Linked DNA regions of Homo sapiens: region 1 is linked to region 2. A link is an interaction called in ENCODE POLR2A ChIA-PET data of the cell type or tissue named here. Cell type or tissue: Caco-2. All regions are shown on one strand. Each heading gives the region's core, and the rest is flanking DNA. Links, peaks and the distances in the headings are about the cores only.

Region 1 (5,372 bases), core at 251-5,250, 50 kb after region 2:
CAAGCCTAGTGCCTGGGTGCCAGGCTTGTGGCGGCCGACGGGGTAACCCAGGAGGCTTCCTAGCCCACGTCCTCTTCTAGGCTGCATCTCAGTAGCCAAGGCTAATGGAGGGGTGGTTGATGGTGAGGCTGGGGGTGCCCCTGAGACAGCACTCAGGGCTGCCCCCAACACTCAGCCCTCCCCACCGTCTGTGCGTGCCTCCCGCCCCACCCAGTGCTTTCTCTGTGTGGAATGGGGCTGTTCCCTGGAGGCTCTGCCCCGGGGGCTGTTCTGCCCCCTGGCTGGTGGATCTTATCTCCCCCTGGAGCAGGCAGAGCCCCAGGGAACCAGCACAGACTCCACCACTGACGGAGCAAGAGTGACAGCCACCTCCTCCTCCATGCATTTCCTGCAGCAGACAGGTTAGCCCCACGTTATCCTGCTCCTTCCTCCTGACCAGAGCTTTACTCTGACCAAGGGCCAGGACACTGCATGGGACAGTGGGAGCCACCTCCTTAGCACTGGCTCAGGGGAGGACGCATCCCCAGAATACCATATGAGCCATGTGCCACCTGTGATTTTGCCCCATCCAGAGCCTGGCACAGAGGCCTAGCGTGCAGTCCACAAGAGGCCTGGCAAGCAGTGTCCACTCCACTGTGCATCCTTGGCCAAGCCCCTCGGGACAAAGGCGGTGGCCTCAGATCCCCTGGTCCCTCCGGGTCACTGTCGGCTAATTCTGGGGGAAGGACTGGCAAGGCTGTTTGGAAGAGGTCAGCGCCCGGGGACTCCGTGTGGGCTGCTGGCTATGTCCACAGGCAGGGCTGCAGGAGCCCCCGGGTGGGGTGACTCAGCTTTCTGGCCTTACCCAGGCCTCAGGCTGGGGAGGTGACAGTGACCGCCTGAATCCCCACTGGTCTCTGCCCCTCATCTCCACCGCTCGCTACTGCCCCGTGGGTGTGCTGGGCCCAGGATGGTCACGAGTGTTCAAGGGTAACGCCCCTCTGCAAGTGAGTGAGCTACTTTGAGATCACTGTTTTGTGACACTCATGGGGTCTCTCGCTGCCCTCTCAATGTAAATCCAGCTAGGGCAGGTGACTGGCCAGAGAGTTCCTCAGGGCACGTGCCCCATAAAATGCCTCCTGGAAGACCCCCCACGGGCCTCTGTGACCTGCTGCAGGGTTGACGTCGGCTACACCAGGCCTGGCCCCGCACACACGGTCCCTGTTGCCAGCAGAATGTCGAGGGTCCCCTCCGCAGAGCTGACTCGTGCCTCTGCAGGACTGAGCCAGGGCCCAGCCGCCTATTTCTTCACTTTGTTGGGTGTGTTTGAGTGGCCTGGGCTTGCCACAAGTGGCTACAAACGGGGCAGCTTCAAGCAAGGGGAATGTGTTCCCCTACAGTCCTGGGAGCCAGAAGTCAGACAGCAGCCTCACAGGGCTGCAGCCAGGTGTGGCAGGGCCCCGTGCCATCCCAAGACTCCGGGGAGGAGGCCTCCTGCCACTTCTAGCTTCTGGGGGCTCCCAGCGTTCCTTGGCTTGGCTGCATCCTGTCTCTGACTTCATCTCCACATGCCCTCTCCCAGCTGTGTGTCTCCTCCTCTTCTGTCTCTTACGAGAACACGTGTCATTGGATTTTAAACCACCATAAATCCCGGGTCATATTCTGTTGAGAAACATAATTACATTTGCAAAGACTTTTTCCAAATAAAGTCATATTCACAGGTTCCGGGGACTAGGACATATCTTTTGGGGGCTGCCATGCTGGCCCTGGGGGCTTCTTTCCTAATGAGCATCCTGGGGGGAGGTTTCCCTCCTCCGCTTCTCAGGCCTAAATTCTGGAGGGGCTGTTGGGGACACCCCTGCAGGGGACTCTGAGAGGGGGGCGCTCAGGGAACTTGGCAGATCCTTTCAAACTAGGATCTCAGTGTTTGGGAGGCCCTGAGGGAGCAAAAGGAGCATGGGCAGACCGTGCCCCCACCCCTCCCCAGCCTCATCTGGGGAACCCTCTTCTAGCTGACGTACGACACAAAGCCCAACACTCAACACGGCTCAGAAAATGCTGTTTATTTCCTGGAGTAAGAAGGGTCCTCTGCTCTGTCCTCACCCCATGGTTCTCTCCTTCACCAAGAGACACTGGGCTGGGATGAGCTCAGACCAGCCATGTACCACAGCTCTTGGAGAATGGGCACCCATGCAGTGGAACACTACTTGGCCATAAAAAGGAAGAAAGTGATGAGACATGCCACCTTGTGGGTGAGCATGGAAGGGGTGACACTGAGTGAAAGAAGCAGATACAAAAGGTGGCACGGTGCACGGTTCCATTTTCACGAAATGTCCAAGACATTGGCTCAAGAAGTGAGAGCCAAGCCTGAGGTGTCTGACCCCAGCTGAAGGGGAGCCACAAGCCTGAAGCCCAGGAGCTCATGGGAGACACTGAGTGTGGGAATCGGGTCCCTGGGAGTGGGCCCTGTGCCCACCGCAGCCATGTGGGTGCAGACACAGCCTCAGGATCGGCCGGCCATTCTGCCTCTCGGGTTCACCAGAGGCCACAGCTGGGCCTCATGGGGACAGCTCGCCAGCCTGGGTGGGGACAGCCCTGGGGTGCACAGCCACACTTTGCTGGCTGTGGAGTGGCCTCCAGCCTACAGAGCCGGCCCACACACTGACGCAGCTCCGGTTTTATTTTAGACCAAGCCTCATCTCAGCTTGGTCCAACGGAGTTGAACTTTAACAAACAACAAGCGTGATGAGCCCGCCACACCCCGCCACTTACAGCTGGCCCAGCCCCTGGCACTGTGAGCTCCGCTCAGACCACACAGGGCAGGCTCAGCACAGAGCCGGGCAGTGAGGCCAGGGTAAGGAGGTCTCCTGGGTCGGTGCCTCCAGCAGACCTGGGTGGGCTTCAGCCCAGGGTGAGGGCCCCCAGGGGGCAGGCATGGTGCTGTCGGTGGCTGGGGCCTGGGGGTGCAGGTGTGTCCACGTGCCTTGGCGACAGTGTGTGCACCTGCAGAGAGTTGGGCCCTGTAGGGCTGGTCTGGCTTCAGGCCCAGCCCCCACGCAGCCCCCTCAGTCAACCAGCCTCGGGTGAGCCACATGTCCATTCTGGGCTATGTGCCTTTCCTGGGGTCTCCGGCCAGTCACTGCTTCCCCCACAGCTTACCAGGCCCTGACACCTTCTTCTCAGGCTCCCAAGCTTCCCAAGTGCCTGGGCCCAGCTCCCTGCCAGCGGATGGCCCACCCGAACCTCTCCTGCCCCGTGGAGCACAGGGACTTCCCACAGTGCTGCTGGGTGGCCCTGCTGCAGGGCTGGCCTCGGTCCCCCTGGGTGGCCATCCTCCTGCCCAACTGTGCAGCCCTTAAAGGCGGGGCCAGGAGTTATTCATTCCCCAGCGTCTAGCACAACACTTGACCTCACAGAGGCAACCTGACAGACATGAGATGCACCAGCAGACAGAAGGACGGGGAGATGGACGAACAGACAGATGAATAGACTGATGGATGATGGTGAATGGATGAATAGATGGACGGACGGACGGATGGATGGATGGATGGATGGATGGACGGACGGACTGATGGTTGGACTGATGGATGATGGCAGATGGATGGATGGATGGATGATGGATAAATGGATGGACTGGTTAGACTGATGGATGATGGCAGATGGATGATGGTAGATAATGAATGGATGAATGGAAGAACAGAGGGATAGAGTGATGGATGGACTGAATGATGGAGGATAGAGGATGGATGGAAGGACAGATGGATGGATGGAGTAATGGATGGATAGAGCGATGGATGGACTGACTCATGTGGGAAGATGGATTAGGTGAGCAGATGGATGGAAAATGGATAATAGAGGGTGGGAGGGAGGAAGGTGTTCGTGGGAACCATCCCTGGTCATGAGCACTACTTCATGTGCCTGCCTCACCTGCCCCAAAGCCAGTCTTCCCTCCAGGTCAGCTCTGCCCTGTTCAACATGGGTGGGAAGCAGAGTGTGAGAGCTGAGGACCACCCTGACCAGGGTCCTGGAGCCATGGCTCCTTTGTCAGTGTTTCCCCAGCCAGAGGCACTATCCACATCTCCTGCCCCTGCATAGCTAACGAACTTGACTATCCTCATCTCTGTTGGGCCGAAGCAGCTTCATGGCCTGACTGCACTCTCGGTGAGGCAGACAGTCAAGGGAAAGACCGTCATGCAGATCGTGAGTCCCCACCTCGCCATTGTCCTCTACATCCCTCGGTCTGTGCAGTAGTGTCTGAAGCGTCACCTGAACTGATGAACTGTGTCACTGTCATTTATGGGAAGAAGTGACATGCTAGAGTGAAGCCACCAGTTTGGACTCCCCAGCAGTCTTAGGACACTGTCATTCTTTCATCCAGCTGGCATTTGTTGAAGCCAGCCTGGCTCAGGGGCAAGACCACAGACTGCAGACCAGGACACCTGGGGCCTTGTCCCAGCCCTGTGTCCTGCCCTGGGCCCTCCATGGTGGCTTCTGTCTGTGAATGGGGACAGCACCTGCCTCCCAGGGCTGAGCAAGGACTTAGTGAGTTACTGCCTGATATGGTTTGGCTGCATCTCCACCCAAATCTCATCTTGAATTGTAGTTCCCATAATCCCCATGTGTTGTGGGAGGGAACGAGTGGGAAGTAATTGAATCATGGGGGCGGTTACCTTCATGCTGTTCTCATGATAGTGAGTGAATTTTCACAAGATCTGATGGTTTTATAAGGGGCTTTTCCCCCTTTTACTCAGCATTTCTCTCTCCTGCCGCCATGTGAGGAAGGACGTGTTTGCTTCCCCTTCTGCCATGATTGTAAGTTTCCTGAGGCCTCCCCAGCCATGCAGAACTGTGAGTCAATTAAACCTCTTTCCTTTATAAATTACCCAGTCTTGGGTATGTCCTTAATAGCAGCAGGAAAACAGACTAATACACTGCCCCTCTAGGGCAGCGCCTAGCAGATACTGGCCTTTACTCCTCCTTCACCAAGAGACACTGGGCTGGGATGAGCTCAGACCAGCCATGTACCACAGCTCTTGGAGAATGGGCACCCATGCAGTGGAACACTACTTGGCCATAAAGAGGAAGAAAGTGATGAGACGTGCCACCTTGTGGGTGAGCATGGAAGGGGTGACACTGAGTAAAAGAAGCAGACACAAAAGGAGACATGGTGCACAGTTCCATTTTCATGAAATGTCCAGGACAGGCCGATTGGTGCTTGCCTATGGCTGGGGAAGGGGAGAGTGAGGACTGACTGCTAATGGGTAGGGGGTTTCCTTGTAGGGGGATGAACTAGAGGTGGTGCTTGCACAACACTGTGAATGTACTAAATGCCATGGAGTCGCACACTTTAAAAGTGTGAATTTTACATTATATAAGCTCATCTCAATTAAAGA
Region 2 (5,372 bases), core at 319-5,318:
TTGTTGATCCATTTATAGAGCACAAGCAGAGTAGGTTTCACATAATTCCTAAGGCCCTAGGATTTTCAGAATGGGAAATGAGTACCAGCTTCAACTTAAAGTCACCAGCTGTACTAGCCCCTCACAAGGGAGTCAGCCTGTCCTTTGAATCTTTGAAACCAGACATCGATTTCTCCTCTCTAGCTATGAAAATCCTAGATGGCATCTTCTTCCAATAGAAGGCTGTCTTGGCCGGGCGCAGTGGCTCACGCCTGTAATCCCAGCACTTTGGGAGGCCGAGGTGGAAGGGTCATGAGGTCAGGAGATCGAGACCATCCTGGCTAACACAGTGAAACCCCGTCTCTACTAAAAATACAAAAAATTATGTGGGTGTGGTGGCGGGCGCCTGTAGTCCCAGCTACTCGGGAGGCTGAGGCAGGAGAATGGCATGAACCCGGGAGGCGGAGCTTGCAGTGAGCTGAGACCGCACCACTGCACTCCAGCCTGGGCGACAGAGCGCGACTCCATCTCAAAAAAAGAAGGATGTCTTGTCTCAATTGAAAATCTGTTGTTTAGTGTAGCCACCTTCATCAATGAAGTTAACTAGATCCTCTGGAGAACTTGCTGCAGCTTCTCCATCAAGACTTGCTACTTTGCCTTGCGTGTTTACGTTACAGAACACAGCTTCTTTTCTTAAACTTGATGGAAGTTGCTAGCTTCCAACTTTTTTCCTGCAACTTCCTCAGCTCTTCAGTCTTCATAGAATTGCAGAGAGTTAGGGCCTTGCTCTAGATTAGGCTTTGGCTTAAGGGAATGTTGTGGACAATTTGATTTTCTATCCAAACCAGTTAAAACTTTCTCCATATCAGTGATATGGTTGTTCCAGTTTCTTATCAGTTGTGTGTTCACTGCAGTAACACTTTTAATTTCTTTCAAGAGCTTTTTCTTTGTATTCACAGCTTGGCTAAACTGGTGCAAGAGGACTGTCTCAGCTTTCAGCCTATCTCAGCTTTTGACATGCCTTCCTCACTAAGCCTAATCATTTCTAGTTTTTGATCCAAAGTGAAAGATGAGTGACTCTTCCTTTCACTTGAGCAGTTAGAGGCCATTGTGTGATCATTAATTGGCCTTATTTCTTTTTTTATTCCCTTGGCATGTGAAATAAGAGCTATAATCAGCCTAATTTCTATATTGTTGTGTCTCAGGGAATAGGGAGGCCCAAGGAGATGGGAAGAGACGATGGACCAGCCAGTTGATAGATCAGTCAGAACACACAACATTTATCAGTTAATTTCTCTGTCTTATATGGGTACAGTTCATGGCACCCCAAAACAATTACAATAGAAGCATCAAAGATCAGTCATCTCAGATCACCATGACAGATATCATAATACTGAAAAAGTTTGAAATGTTACAAGAATTGTCAAAATGTGACACAGAGACATGAAGTGAGCACATGCTATTGGAAAAATGGCACCAACAGATTTACTTGCCTCAGGCCAGGCACAGTGGCTCACACCCAGAATCCCAGCACTTGGGGAGGCCAAGGTGGGAGGTTCACTTGAGGCCAAGAGTTTGAGGCTGCAGTGAGCTGTGATCTCGCCACTGTACTCCAGCCTGGGTGACAGAGCAAGACCCCATCTCTTAAAAAAAAAAAAAAAAAAAAAACTGGACGTGCTCAACAATGGGTTGCCATAAACCTTCAGTTTGTAACAAATGCAGTATCCCCAAAGCACAATAAAGCAAGGGGTAATAAAACAAGATATGCCTCTGCATCTTTTTTATACCTTTTCTCTGAATGTCGGACTCGCTGTTCCATACCATTTTGTAACCTACCCTTTTTTTCTGAACATGTGGGGAATATTTTTTCCTGTCGGTAAGCACTGTCATCCATGCCTTTGATGGCTGCGTAGAATGCCCCAGACCAATTTCGTTTTTCCCTGACTCTCATGTTTACAGATGTACCCGTGGTGCCGCGACAGGCTCCTTTCTCCAGATCGCTCTCCCCGCTTCTCCCCTCTGCCCCATTAGGGCCTGTCTAGTTAGGGGTCCTGTTGGCCAGGCTGCCTTTAGAGAAAGCATTTAGAGGAGGGACTGGCAAGTGCATTGCTTCATTTCTTGGTGATTCATGTGGCGTGGCATCCCTGGACATCTGAGAGAACTGCTTTCATAAAGCCCGGCCCAGCTCGCCGTGGAACTCTGTACGGCAGTGGAAGTGACGCAACAACCCTAGTGTTGTGGTCGGGAGAGCAACACAGGCCCTCAGCAAAGGGAGTGGGCTGCAGAGGAGCCATGGGCTAGAGTGTGACCCCATTTTGTTCAACAAGAGCACTGGCATGTGTCTGTATTCCTGCATGTGCCCAGCGGTGCATGGAGAATGACCTCGAATAACAATCTTCGGAGTGACGTTTGAGGTCGTCTCTGGGAGAGGAGTGAGGTGGGGGAGGGAAGAGGGAGACTTTGCCTTTTCTGCATTATTTTCATCTTTCCCAGGAGTGACGTATTCTGGGATGGCGTCTCTAGGCTCTGCCCACTCTGGGGGGGTGAGGTACTGGTGTCCTTCCCCGTTCCGGGGAGCGGTACCCTCGAGACACCTGCCCACTCCCGGCTCCAGCTGCGAGCCGTGCTTCCCTCGCCATTCCCCTAGGATAAGGGTCAAGAGATATAAATAAGGGAAGGAAATGCTTTTTTCAAATTGCTAAATTTCTCATTGCCAGTTGGTTTCCACAGCAACGGTGCCAGAGGCTGGCGATCTGTACTGAGAGTCTGCGTCCCAGCATGTGCCCCTTGGCCAGCCATGCAGGGGCCGCCTCGGAGTTAGCTTCCGAGGTCTCTGTGAAGAGTAGTGTGTCCAGGCTGCCCAGCTCTGAGTGACAAGCTATGCAGCACCTTGGGGCCCTCCTTGCCACTAGCCCCGGCCACGCCTTAAGAGAAGCCAATAGGTGACCCCGGCCCCAGAACCTCCCTCATTCGCACCTGCCCCTCCTGCCCCCAGCAAGCCTTCTAAGGCGCAAGTGATCCTTGTGCCCAGCTTTTAAAGATTCTTCCAGAGGGTCCCTGAGGAGGCACCCCATTCCCATCTTCCTGATCTGCCCCCACTGCCCACCTCACAGCTCTCTTTCCTCAAGCACTCCTCTCTCCCTTGCTGACTCCTGGGCGACATTCAGTCCTGACAGTTACATCCTAGAGAAGCCTTCCCTGACCTTCCCCCTAATTAGAATAGCCTCCACCATGTTACACAACCCAGGGCAGGCACCTGTGCGATTCTCCAAGAAACTTCACCACACTCGTGGCTACTTGTTCAGTTGTCACTTGCAGGTTGCAAACTCCACAAGGTCAGGGTTGAATCGGTCTTTTTCCCAGCTGTCTCCCTATGGGAGGTTGTCATTAAACAGTTCAGATAGCTGTTGGATGGATGGATGGATGGAGGAATGGATGAAGGATGGGTGGATGGATGGATGGGGGGAGGATGGGTGGATGCATGGATGGATGGATGGCTAATTGGATGGACAAATGCATGGGTGGGTGGGTGGGTGGGTGAGCAAATGGATAGATGAGTGGTTGGGTAGTTAAGTGGATGGATGGATAGAGGATGGGTGAATGCATGGATGGATGGATGGATGGATGGCTAGTTGGATGGACGAATGAGTGGGTGAATGGGTAGGCAAATGGATAGATGAGTGGGTAGTGGGGTGGGTGGATGAATGGATGGAGGGATAGATGGGTAGATGGATACATGAAAAGAGAGATGGATGGATGGGTGAATACATGGATGAATGAATGAGTGGGTGGGCGGGTGGATGGATGAATGGATGTCTGGATAAAAGCAAGCCTGTCCTTATTAGGAACAAAGAACAGGGAATGATTCTGGTCAATTTGTGTTAAATGCCAGGTGAAATTGGAGAGTATTGCAGGGCAGTGTGGCCTGGGACTTAGAGCTGTGAGGACCTGGGGCAGCTTTACCGACTGGCTGCTTCCCCATTCCTCCCTCATGCTGTCCCTGCCCCACTCTGCCAGTCTGTTCTATTGTCACTGGTCCCAAATTCTCTGCTTCAAAAATCAGCCCATCCAGCTGGCTCTACTGGTCATCCCTGCCCCATTGGCAGTGCCCTTTGCATCAGCTCTTGGCTTTAGCCCCTGCCAGCCAGTGGATGGACCACCTGTGATCAGGAGCCCACCCTCGAGTCAGGCGGTCTCCCAGGGCCCAGAGCCTGGCACCATTTCCCTTGAGCCAGAGTGGGCGTGCTGTGGCCTGAGCTGTGCCAGCTCAGAGGGGCTGCGAGGCGGTATTCACCATGCCCCCACACACAAAATCCAGTGCATCCAAGCCCCTGGGGTGGTAGCCACGGAGCTCAGGGGCTTGTCCTCCAGCCCTTAGGCCTCTGCGTCTCCGCTGACGATCTCAGGCACCAGCATGCACCAGACCGTGCCAGCACTGCCACTCTTTTCAGAACATGTAGTGGAATGACACAAAACAATTGCCTTCAGGGACTTGCTTTCCTGGATCCTTTGTCAGGCAGGTCCTGTGTACCGCAGTGTTTTAAAATGTAGGTTTTATTATTATTCAGGTATGGCGAGACCAACGGATCAGGGGGACAGCTGCTAACTCACTCTTCCCAGGAGGTAGGGGAGGCCATGCCTTGGGGGCCATTCAGGGAAGCACAAGGTCCATTAGGAGGCAGAGGGAGAGGGGGGAAATGTGGACAGGAGCTTTACCATGATTTCTGCAGGAAGGAGCAGACTAAGTAGGCAGTGTAAGTGGGTTTAGCGTTGGCAGCTGGAATCATTTCAGAGCTCTGGGGCCTAGGGCCTGTCCCTGGCTGTCCGGTACCCAGCCCTGGGGTGATGGGGGCAGGGTTAGTGGCTGGGAGCATGGGACCCGGATAGAGGAGGGGTGGGGTGGCCTCTGTTTTAGTTGGTTAGCATTTGAAAATCCAGCTCTCAGGTGAGCTGTTTACTTTCTCTAGGAATTGCCTGATTCTTGAGGGGCCATCCCTCCAGGGTCAGCAAAACCCTGGATGCCAGAGCATCAGAAAGAGAAAATAAAAGACACAGATGATAGGCCTGTCACACGGGATCGGAACACAGACTCAGCCCTGCATGTGATTCGAGCGCCAGGATGCCTGGCTTAGTAACTACCTCCTACCTTCGGACTCACCAGACCCGCAAGTGTGCCCTTGATCCAGGCCCCACTCTCAGAGCTGGGGACACATCAGGGGCCAACCAAGGGCAGAGTGGAGCCAAAGCGCTGGCAGGTAGACCCGAGTCACAGGCAGCCATCACGGCCGATAATTGAATGGCTCTGGGGGTCGGCCGGGGATGAGACCTTGAGGAGCATGCTCGCGGTGGCTGCAGAGTCATGCACGGTGGTCAGGCCATGCCCAGAGGTTAGA

Evidence for each region. Peaks named below come from ENCODE experiments on the same cell type or tissue, not always from the same donor. Only the 100,000 strongest peaks of a DNase experiment are listed, where the experiment ranks them.
Region 1: POLR2A ChIA-PET joins it to region 2 with 7 read pairs; 2 of 35 experiments call an interaction of 5 or more read pairs at or near these places.

The regions. Positions count from the first base shown.
Region 1 is chr11:70,533,636-70,539,007 of GRCh38, reverse strand. All of the region lies in intron 17 of SHANK2 (SH3 and multiple ankyrin repeat domains 2), which reads left to right. Among named protein-coding and RNA genes, the nearest start is that of SHANK2-AS1, 90 kb to the left of the region's middle. RefSeq lists an enhancer at 1-492. In Caco-2, for the core only: no CTCF peak of the experiment used is centred there; a DNase peak (open chromatin) is centred at 3,047.
Region 2 is chr11:70,583,974-70,589,345 of GRCh38, reverse strand. The region is part of intron 17 of SHANK2 (SH3 and multiple ankyrin repeat domains 2); the gene reads left to right. Among named protein-coding and RNA genes, the nearest start is that of SHANK2-AS1, 40 kb to the left of the region's middle. RefSeq lists enhancers at 4,136-4,676, 5,228-5,372. In Caco-2, for the core only: no CTCF peak of the experiment used is centred there; no DNase peak of the experiment used is centred there.